Regions from separate parts of the Homo sapiens genome. Here region 1 is linked to region 2. Evidence: chromatin loops called from intact Hi-C (ENCODE). Cell type or tissue: stomach. All regions are shown on one strand. Each heading gives the region's core, and the rest is flanking DNA. Links, peaks and the distances in the headings are about the cores only. Region 1 overlaps UGCG (UDP-glucose ceramide glucosyltransferase). Region 2 overlaps SUSD1 (sushi domain containing 1).

The links. A loop is a pair of places that touch in the nucleus more often than their neighbours do. Peaks named below come from ENCODE experiments on the same cell type or tissue, not always from the same donor. Only the 100,000 strongest peaks of a DNase experiment are listed, where the experiment ranks them.
Region 1: a loop joins it to region 2, with 3 times the contacts of the local background. A loop is called at or near these places in 79 of 110 quality-filtered maps.

What each region holds. Positions count from the first base shown.
Region 1 is chr9:111,902,168-111,907,546 of GRCh38, forward strand. The region is part of intron 1 of UGCG (UDP-glucose ceramide glucosyltransferase); the gene reads left to right. Among named protein-coding and RNA genes, the nearest start is that of UGCG, 8.0 kb to the left of the region's middle. RefSeq lists an enhancer at 1,592-1,691. In stomach, for the core only: no CTCF peak of the experiment used is centred there; no DNase peak of the experiment used is centred there; H3K27ac peaks cover 564 bases.
Region 2 is chr9:112,058,540-112,063,918 of GRCh38, forward strand. It overlaps SUSD1 (sushi domain containing 1), which reads right to left. Exons shown (of 17, transcript NM_022486.5): 13 at 4,398-4,494; 14 at 1-147. Among named protein-coding and RNA genes, the nearest start is that of LINC02977, 21 kb to the left of the region's middle. In stomach, for the core only: no CTCF peak of the experiment used is centred there; a DNase peak (open chromatin) is centred at 2,932; H3K27ac peaks cover 1,189 bases.

The DNA.
Region 1 (5,379 bases), core at 160-5,159, 160 kb before region 2:
GACTTTAGTTCCTTATTGGGTTAGGTGCCCCTTATGGCACCCAGCCATCTCCTATTTGTTTTCTATGGTGGTGGAATCTTCTACATTCTATAGTGTAGTAAGCCCATTGTCCAGTGGGCAGAGTTTGTGTTTTCCTATAGAGCTAACTCACTATTGGTTATTTTACCTTCTGTGAGAGAATTTGTGTTAGCAAGGTTAAGCTTGCACAAGAAGGTGTGCTTTATATTGCTTATGAAGCCCATTTTGAAGCAATACCATTTTTGAAATAAGTGATACAGGTAGTAAATTGGTCATGATATACTGATTATAAACAAACAGTAATATAGTCATGAGTGATAACAATAACAAAGGTCATTAGTCACTGGAAATTGCTGGCATGGACTATGTGAAGTTAGGGACTTGCTGATATAGCAGTGAACCTAATTTTACACGAAATACTAACAAGCTTTGTGACTTGGAGCAGGGAAGATAAATTCCTAGAGTCAGATAAATTGGTTCAGCAGAACCACACAGCGGAATTATAAAAACAACACATTCTGGGGTTGTTAAGCAAGGTGAACTTTTGCCCTTGTGGAATTCATATTCTTCCTTAGAAACCTAGAGTGAAATTCTCTCTTTTTTTTTTTTTGAGACAGAGTCTCATTCTGTTGCCCAGGCTGGATGGCAGTGGTGCGATCTCGGCTTACTGCAACCTCCGCCTTCTGGGTTTGAGTGATTCTTGTGCCTCAGCCTCCCAAGCAGCTGAGACTACAAGCACGTGCCACCACACCCCGCTAATTTTTGTACTTTCAGTAGAGGTGGGGTTTCATGATGTTGGCCAGTCTGGTCTTGAACTCCTGGCCTCAAGTGATTCCCCCATCTCAGCCCAGCAAAGTGCTGGGATTACAGGCATGAGCCACTGTACCCAGCCGAGTGAAATTCTTGTGCCTCACTTGTGAGGAGCTGTATTAAGGTTGCTGCAGAGGCTGCTTCCCGCCATCTGAAGGGGAAGGAGCCCACCCTCCTTGTTTAACCTTTACCTGTCTCCAGTGGGTTTCCCTGCATCCCAGGCTTCCCTCTTGCAAAAGCCAAATTTGAAAACAGAACTGTAAAAGAAGTTATTTAAAAATGAGACAGACAGGGCGTGGTGGCTCACGCCTGTAATCCCAGCACTTTGGGAGGCCGAGGCAGGCAGATCACCTGAGGTCAGGAGTTCAAGACCAGCCTGACCAACGTGGCAAAACCCCATCTCTACTAAAAATACAAAAATTAGCTGGGTGTGGTGGCAGGCGCCTGTAATCCCAGCTACTTGGGAGGCAGAGACAGGAGAATCGCTTGAACCCAGGAGGTGGGGCTTGCAGTGAGCCAAGATTGTGCCACTGCACTCCAGTGTGGGTGACAGAGCAAGACTCTGCCTCAGAAAAAAAAGAAAAATGTTCCCACCTTGGCTTTTTTTCTTTTCTTTTTGAGATAGGGTCTCGCTCTGTTACCCAGGCTGGAGTGCAGTAGTGCGATCATGGCTCACCACAGCCTTGACCTCCCAGGCTCAAGCAGTCCTCCTACCTCAGCCTCCTGGGTAGCTGGGACTACAGGCACATGCCACCACGCCTGGCTGATTTTTGTGTTTTTTGTAGAGACGGGGTTCCGCCGTGTTGGCTAGGCTGGTCTCGAACTCCTGAGCTCAAACAATCTGCCTGCCTCGGCCTCCACAGGTGCTGGGATTATAGGCCTTTCCATTCTTCAGTCACCCAGTCTTTCTAGACCTGTGGTTGTCAAGTTTGACTGCACTATGGAGTCACATCAAGGGCTTAAAAAAAAGAAACAACTGCTGCCTGGGTCTCACCCCTACAGACATGGTTAAATTGGTTCAGGCATCAGTATTTTCAAAACTCCATAGGTGACATGGATGTGCAGCCTAGGCTGAGAATGATTGCCCCAGGCTGTCTGCCCACAGTTGTGTCCAGCACCTGCCACCTCTTGGCTTCATTTAATTCTCCATTTAGCCTAGAGCCCACAGTTCATCACTTCATTATCTTGCCTCTTGCCTCACCTCGTATCAGTCTGCCCTGTTATCTTGAATCCATCCAATAATTATAGCTGCTCAACTTTGAAAATCCTACAGAGGGTAATCACACAGCCATGTGGACTAATACTACTACACATTGGTAGTCTCAGGGCTCAGCTAAACCTGCATTGCGGTGCTGCCTGGCAGTGCTTTTTTTTCTGTGTTTAGCTCTGACATCCATCACTTAAAAAAACCTCTTCTAAATCTTCATTCTACCGCATTCTTGGTAGATGACCTTAGCTCCTACTTCATACTGTGGATCCCATCATGCCTTAAATTAGTTTTTTCTTTTTCTCTCTTTGCCCTTCGGCTAGCTCTTCTTGAATTTTTAAAGAATTTCAAGTAGTCTTTAAAAAATTGAACTAGAGGCTGGGCTTGGTGGCTCACACCTGTAATCCCAGCACTTTGGGAGGCCGAGGCAGGTGGATCACCTGAGGTCAGGAGTTTGAGACCAGCCTGGCCAACATGGGGAAACACCATCTCTACTAAAAATACAAAAAATTAGCCGGGTGTGGTGGTGCTCGCCTGTAATCCCAGCTACTCCGGAGGCTGAGGCAGGAGAATCACTTGAACTCGGGAGGTGGAGGTTACAGTGAGCCAAGGTTGTGCCATTGCTCTCCAGCCTGGGCAACAAGAGCAAAACTTTGTCTTGGAGGAAAAAAAATTCAACTAGAGAGCCAAGGCGGGGAGGATCGCCTGAGGCCAGGAGTTCAAAACCAGCCTGAGCAATATAGCAAGACCCCATCGCCACAGAAAAATTTTAAAAAATTAGCCAGAGGCAGTGGTATGCAGTGAGCTATGATTGCCACTGCACTCCAACCTGGGTGACAGAGCAAGATTGTATCTCAAAAAAAACTAGAAAAATTAAACTAGAAGCCGTCTGTTCCACCCTTTGGCCCTTTCACTCACTGTCAGGTTTCAGTAGAAACTAGTGTTTGTTTACTGTTATCACATTTCAACTCCCATTCATTTACTTTTTAACCGATTTTTAGCTGTCTACCCTTATCCTCCATGAACTGCCCCAATTCTTGCCAAAAGTGCTCAGAGATAGCAGCAAGTACATATGTAATCTACTGGACATTACCATTCTTACCTTGGTCTCTCCAGCAGCATTCAGTGTTATTCTTTCTTGAACCCTTTGAGAAAGAAAACAGCCTGGCCAGATAAACCCTTCTGTCACTTTACTTGCATCCTGGCTGTCTTTCTGCTTCTTTGATCCCCACTTTTAGTCTCCTTCATGCATTACTCTTTTTTTTTTTTTGAGAGGGAGTTTCGATCTTGTCATCCAGGCTGGAGTGCAGTGGCACAATCTTGGCTCACTGCAACCTCTGCTTCCCAGGTTCAAGCAGTTCTTCTGCCTCAGCCTCCCAAGTTGCTGGGATTACAGGCGCACCACCGTGCCCGGCTAATTTTTGTATTTTTAGTAGAGACGGGGTTTCACCATATTGGTTGGGCTGGTCTCGAACTCCTGACCTCAGGTGATCCACCCGCCTCAGCCTCCCAAAGTGCTGGGATTACAGGCATGAGCCACTGAGCCCGGCCTCTCCTTCATGCATTACTGATTCAATAATAATATATTCCTTCTTGGCCATCTTCTAAGAATGCTGTGCCTCAGAGAGCTTGTGTATTTACCTTACGGTGGATGGCTTCTGTATTTTTATCTCTAGGCTAACCTTACCTGCTGAGCTCTCTGTATCTGTTTATTTATTTACTCTTCATTTATTCAAAATTATTTTTAAAAATTGAGAACATACTGTGTATTATTGCTTTGCTGGGCTCTGGAGAATTTATATTCTACTGTAGTGTTTCTCCAGTTGTAGTTTACTGCCAGCCTGCATCATTTGGTATGCTTGTGAAAAATGCAGATTCCTAGTCTCTTCATCTGGTTTATTCACTTGTGATCTCTACCTGTGGGCATTATTTATACTACAAGTTGCAAACCTCTGGTCTCCTAGATGAGATGTCACCACTTGATGTCTTGAGAGTAAATTAAAGTTCGTATGTTCAAAAGTTCATTACTCTTTCCCATCTCTCATTGTGCCCAGATTTTATGAATGGCACCACTAGTTACCATAGCCTGACCCAGGTATACCCCTCATTATCCCTCATTCCCCCTCCAGCAATACCATCATCAGTTATTGGCTAAACTCCTTGATTCTGAGTTCTCACCTTCTCTTGACTTTGCTTCCTTCGCTTGTTTCTTTTGTGTGTGTGTTTTGTTTTGTTTTGTTTTGTTTTGAGACAGTCTCGCTGTGTCGCCCAAGCTGGAGTTCAGTGGTACGGACTCGGCTCACCACAACCTCTGCCTCCTGGGTTCAAGTGATTCTCCTGCCTCAGCCTCCCGACTAGCTGGGATTACAGGTGTGCGCCACCATGCCTGGCTAATTTTTGTATTTTTAGTAGAGACGGGGTTTCACCATGTTGGCCAGGCTGGTCTTGAACTCCCAACCTCAGGTGATCCACCTGCCTCAGCCTCCCAAATTGGCTGGGATTACAGGCATGAGCCACTGCACCCAGCCTTTCACTTGTTTCTTATGCCTTTCTGGTTTGTGTGCTTGTCTCTTTCTTTTGGACCTTTGCAATATTTTTCCCTTGCCTTCCATCTCCCCTGCCTGTACTTTATTCTCTTAACTTCTATAAATACAAAAATGATCCTGGTTGCTTCCTTTTAGTCTTTCATGGTTATTTCTTGCCTAGAGGATGAGCTCCAGGCCTTTTCAGCCTTGTCTGTGAAGTCACGAAGAATTTATAGCAGAGATGAGTCTTAAAGCAGTGCTGCTCAAGCTTGAGTGTGCCTGTGAATCACCTAGAGATCTTGTTAAACTGAAGATTGAGTTTCAGTAGTTTTGGGGGATGAGGCCTGAAATTTTGAAGCTCTGAAAAGCTCCCAGGTGTTGCCAATGCTGCTGGTCCATGGGCCACACTTGGAGTATGAAAGTCTGGAAAGACCGCCTCCTAGGAGTAGTTGGATGCTTCCATCTCTCTTCTCTCAAAGTGTTCCAAACATACTTTGATGATAGCCTGTATCACACTGCATTTGCAGAGTCCCGTACAGACTCTACTTCTGAATGAGAGGTGGCGTGTGCACATGTGAGAACCACCTCTCCTATTAACACATGGAAATGCTGTAACGATTAGACACTTACACACCCAGAGCCTGAAAATGTGAAAAGAAAATCTGCATATTCCAGAAACCAAGAGGGAATGCAAAGCAGTGGGTTGGTCTGGTCTGCTAATTTGAATCCCGGTGGGGTTTTAATTTATTGATATTTCTTCTCATTGGTATATTTTCCTGATTCTTTGCATGCTTGGAAATTTTTTAATAGATACCAGAC
Region 2 (5,379 bases), core at 191-5,190:
GCATCATCTGGAACATCTTTGGCCAGTAGTTCTGCAGCCACGTATCCATCAGCATCAGAGGCGTTGCTAAAGAAGGAGGAAGCGCCTTCAGAATCACAAGAAAATGTGCTTTGGAGGGCCAGGGGAAGCACTAACACCTGATATGAACTGGAAGAAAAAAGGAGAAGTGTCCATCAGACCCTTGCATGGGGAGTTCATTCATTCATTCATATTTATTGAGCACCTGCTATGAGACAAACCTCTTTCTTTGTTTTTTTGTTTTTTGTTTTTTTTGAGATGGAGTCTTGCTCTGTCACTAGGCTGGAGTACAGTGGTGCAATCTCGGCTCACTGCAACCTCCATCTCCCAGGTTCAAGCAATTCTCCTGCCTCAGCCTCCCAAGTAGCTGGGACTACAGGTGCATGCCACCACGCCCAACTAACTTTTGTATTTTTAGTAGAGATGGGGTTTCACCATGTTGGCCAGGCTTGTCTCGATCTCTTGACCTCATGATCCACCCGCCTCGGCCTCCCAGAGTGCTGGGATTACAGGCGTGAGCCACTGCGCCCAGCTGAAATAAGCCTCTTTCTAGGCACTGGAGACACGACACTAGGCAAGAAAAAGTCCGGGCCCATGTGGGATTTACAGTCTGATGGCTCCAACCATCATGGAATTCCAGTTTGAACCTAAAGGGTTAATGCCAGACGACACAGGGCAAGGGACCTCTCCAAGTTCTGGCTGCAGAGAGATGCCAAGTACATCCTCTTTCGCTGGGAGAAGTTGTTGCAAGTATCACTGCCCTGTGTGTGTGTCATAAAATTGACCTGATCAGTGATTTTCACGTGGGCAAATAAAGCCCAACTGTGGAAAGGGTTAGCAGTCACATGGAGACCGAGTGCCTACCACAGTGAATGTACTAAGTCCGGAAAAAAGGCTGCAGACAGTCATGCGGTGACCTGAAACAGAACTCATGTGATTTACATCCCCTACAGTTCATGGGCTGATACCAAAGTTCATGTGAAATAAATGAGACGCCAAGAGTGCAGAGTCACCATGAGTTAATCTAGTCTGACAACACCCTGAAACAGCCAGAACAGTAATATGTCATGTATGCACTGTAAAAACTGTTCCCCAATTGTGGACAGAAAAACACACTAACAAATGGGTATTGTTTTTGTTATGTGTTTCATTATTTGTCCCATCAAATAGAAAGCCTGGCAGTGAAAGGACGTGTGAGAATAAAAATGCACTGAGAATGAATCACACTTCCCTTCTATTCCCATCTATCTGGTACTTAGCTCCTGCCTCTAGTACCATGTTGAGCATCTGCTGTCTCTGTCAGGCTTGATAGCAGGGATCTGAACGACTGACTTGTATTCTTGCAAATCCTTGCACAGTTCTTTGGAAATGATAGCTCCCCAACCCCCGCCCTGCCCCGCCCCTCCGCCACCAGCAATGAATGATTCTTGAGTTGAAATTTCGGAAAAGAGGAAAAGCATACATCAGCGTGAAATATAATTAGGGTAATTTCCAAAACTCATTAGGCCATGTAATTCTATTTTACCAGTAAATTTGAACTTCCTGCTTCACATGTCAAACGCCCTATCTCCTGCTTCCTAAGAGCCCATGAATCACTAGGTTAAGAAGAGGGAGCCCTCCTCCACAGTGGGTGTTGGATATGGAAAGTCTCCCCCCACCAGGTTCCCAAACATCCTAGGTATCCTCAGGGCCCTGATTTTCTTTCTTTTCTTTTCTTTTTTAAGAAGGGAGTCTTGCTCTGCTGCCCAGGCTGGAGTGCAGTGGTGTGATCTCAGCTCACTGCAACCTTTACCTCCCAGGTTCAAGCGATTCTTCTGCTTCAGCCTCCTGAGTAGCCAAGACTACAGGCACTCGCCACTATGCCCGGTTAATTTTTTTTGTATTTTTAGTAGAGATGGTGTTCCACCATGTTGGCCAGGCTGGTCTTGAACTCCTGACCTCTTTAGCTGGGGGAAGTTGTTGCACGTATCACTGCCCTGTGTGCCCACCTCTGCCTCCCAATGGGCTGGGATTACAGGCGTAAGCCACTGTGCCTGGCCCAGGGTCCTGATTTTCATAAAGTCTTGGCTCACTTTCAGCCAAGGGCTTTCTACAAAAGAGATAAAGTAAAACCCACAGGGCAATAAGTTGTCACCACCAGTAAACATTTATTAAGCATCCACTGCCTATGGGGAACACCTGTAACAACAAACTTGCCGGGAGACTTGAAGACATCCCTACATCATAGCCACAGGTAAGAAAGTAAATGTTGCAGCACCTCCATGCGGTCCATAAGTACATCTTTAAATCCCTCTCATCTTTCCATGCAGGTGGTGGTGGTCAAGAGCAAGGTCGAGGCTCACCTGTGCCCATTTGGTTCCGTACATTGCTCACTAGAGGCATCATCGACAGAGTATGAATCAGCTCCCCAATTAGCCTGACCGTAATCACCTGTGTTGCTTGATTATTATACAAATTCCCCGACCTCATACCGACCTACTGAATCGAAATCTCTAGGAGTAGATTCTGGGAATCTGTATCGCTGGTAAAGCTCCCAGGTGATTCCTATAATCTGGCAATGTGGGAGACACGAGCATTAAGGGAACCCAGCAACAGGCTCCATCCTCTGCCTAACATCAGCAACCTCAGCAGAGACTTGGTCCCAGGGACCTTGCTCCATTATGTACCCCAAGACACTGTCCCTAAATGGTGCACAAAGCAGACTCAGGCCTGTCTCACACACTGGCAAAGCTGCTGCCCCCCAGCTCAAACCAGGTAGTCAGGCTTAGGAAAACCACCCTGCCTGCTGGTAATTAGCCATGTGATGTTAAAGAAGCAGCTGTGGCTGTTTGGAATATGACTGTTCTGGAAGGACTTTTCTCCTCTTTTTCACCACCACACTCCCTCGAATGACTCACAGTTCTCCACTTCCTGTTTTGGAGGCGCTGGCCGGCATATAGCCACAAGGGTAAGCTGTCATTTGGCTTTTCTTTTGCATTATGTCATTATTTGACATAAATATCACATTTGTTCTTGCAAATGCTCTCAGGAAGTGACATCACAACTTCTGTTCTCTTTATAATGACAGAATTACAATGCCTTCTGGTAACTTGTCAAGAATCAGAACAATTTATACAATGTCCATCCCTGGAAAGATCTTTGCACATTTACTGAACTTAAATGAATATAAAAGCAGGAAAACCCTAAGTTTTATTATAAATGGATATACAGATAATATCGCCAGACTTTCTTTTTTGTAATTTTATAATATCTCACTTTTTTTTTTTTAACCTTGATTTTACCGAAGGGTCAGCAGAGACAAAGGCAATGTTGGTGAGGCCATGTACATTTTCATCTCCTTGAGCTGGTACTGTGAGCAAGCTGTTCATCTCTCCACGCCAACCTCAATCTTCCTCTCTAAAAAAGGGACTGATGCTACTTTCCTAATCCTGCCATGACCTTTGCAAATAAAACACTTAACTGAACACACTGTAGTCCTCCAACTGAGGTAAATTAATTCCATCCTAATGCCATCTGGAATCCCAGAAGCAGTCATTAATTATACAGTGTCTTGCCTGTAACTCAATACATGAAAAGACAAAAAGATTTACCTAAATGATCTTTTCAGAAACCACTGCACACCCCCCAAGATCAACCTTACATAAAGGGCAACATATTCTGCCTTTGGGAAATGAAACGATGCCCCTGACCCACCATCCATAAAGGATGTACTATGAGACATGAGTGCAAAGGACAATCCTGACATGTCCTAACATGCAACCGACGTTTACCCAGGGACCAAAGGAATGGATGTAATTTCTTGAGCTAAACTGCCCAAATGCTTGTATATAGGGTCCTTTAGAAGTCTCTCTATGTGGCCGGGTGTGGTGGTTCAAGCCTGTAATCCTAGCACTTTGGGAGGTTGAGGCTGGTGGATCACCTGAGGTCAGGAGTTCAAGACCAGCCTGACCAACATGGCAAAACCTCGTCTCAACTAAAAATACAAAAATTAGCCAGGTGTGGTGGTGCACACCTATAATCCCAGCTACTCAGGAGGCAGTGGAAGGAGAATCACTTGCACCCAGCAGGTGGAGGTTGCAGTGAGCTGAGATCGCAACACTGTACTCCGGCCTGTATGATGGGAGTGACACTCCATCTCAAAAAAATAAAAAATAAAATTTAAATTTTAAAAAAAAGAAGTCTCTCTCACCATTAGAAAGGATGCTGGTTGGGATTAAAGGCCAGTCTGTACCCAAGGAAACAAAAGAGGCCCCAACTGCATTGTTCTAACCACCCAAGTGCAGCCACCAACACAGAAGTCTTCTCCTCACCAAAATCAAAGTTTCCAAAACACTCCATGGGGATCACTGGGCAACCGTGGAGAAAGGACAGCTACTGACCTGATTGGTCCATTTTTCTCCTTGGCTTTCCTCAGTCTGAGGCGTGGTAGAGGTCCTCTGTGCACCGTAAAAAATTCTACTTCCGGGAGGGGAGGCTCTGAAAACATGTTGAAAAGAAGAAAAGGGGTATGATTGGAACAAGTAAACAGCAGGACAAAAGAGGTCCTCGTGAGGGCTATCAAAAAGAAAGTTTTAATTTCAGAAGCGAGGAGCCTATTCTGTACATGCCACAATGTGGAAGAACATGCTAAGTGAAATACACCAGGCACAAAAGGACAGATTCTCTATCATTCCACTTAGATGAAAAATCTAACATAGGCAAATTCATAGAGACAGAAGAAGTTGCTGGGGGTGGAGGGGGCATGTAGGGAATGGGAACATATTGCTTAATGGTCACAGAGGTTCTCCTTGGGGTGATGAAAAAATTTTGGAAATACACAGTGGTGAGGGTTGCACAACATGCCAATAAACTGTGTGCTTCAAGATGTTAAAATGGCACATTTTATGTGATGTGTATTTTGCCACAATAAAAAGAAGTGATGAGTATATCATGGCACTGGCAGAGGATAGATGTGGTGAGTATTACAGTTTGCTTGGTGGGTAGATTCCTACTTGGTAGGGAAGACCACCACATCAGCCTTCAATATCCTTTATAATCACAGAGCTCTCTGTCCTTATTTTCCCGCCCCCAGCAACAAGATTTCCCAAATAGGTTTTCCATCCGGAGGAAACTACACTGACTGGCTGACACCAGCGTTCTTGCTCACTGGTAGTTACAGTCATGGTATAAATGTGCTAACTGCCATTCTGCCTTGTGGGTAACACGCTAAGTAAGACATACTGGGCACTAACCATTCACACTAGAGATGTTCTACATATGCCCCATCTTACTTAATCTTCTCAACAGGGCTACCAAGTGGATGATGTTTATAGAAGCAATCATTTGCTTCCTCTCTTGGGGTTCCTACCCATGCAATGTAGG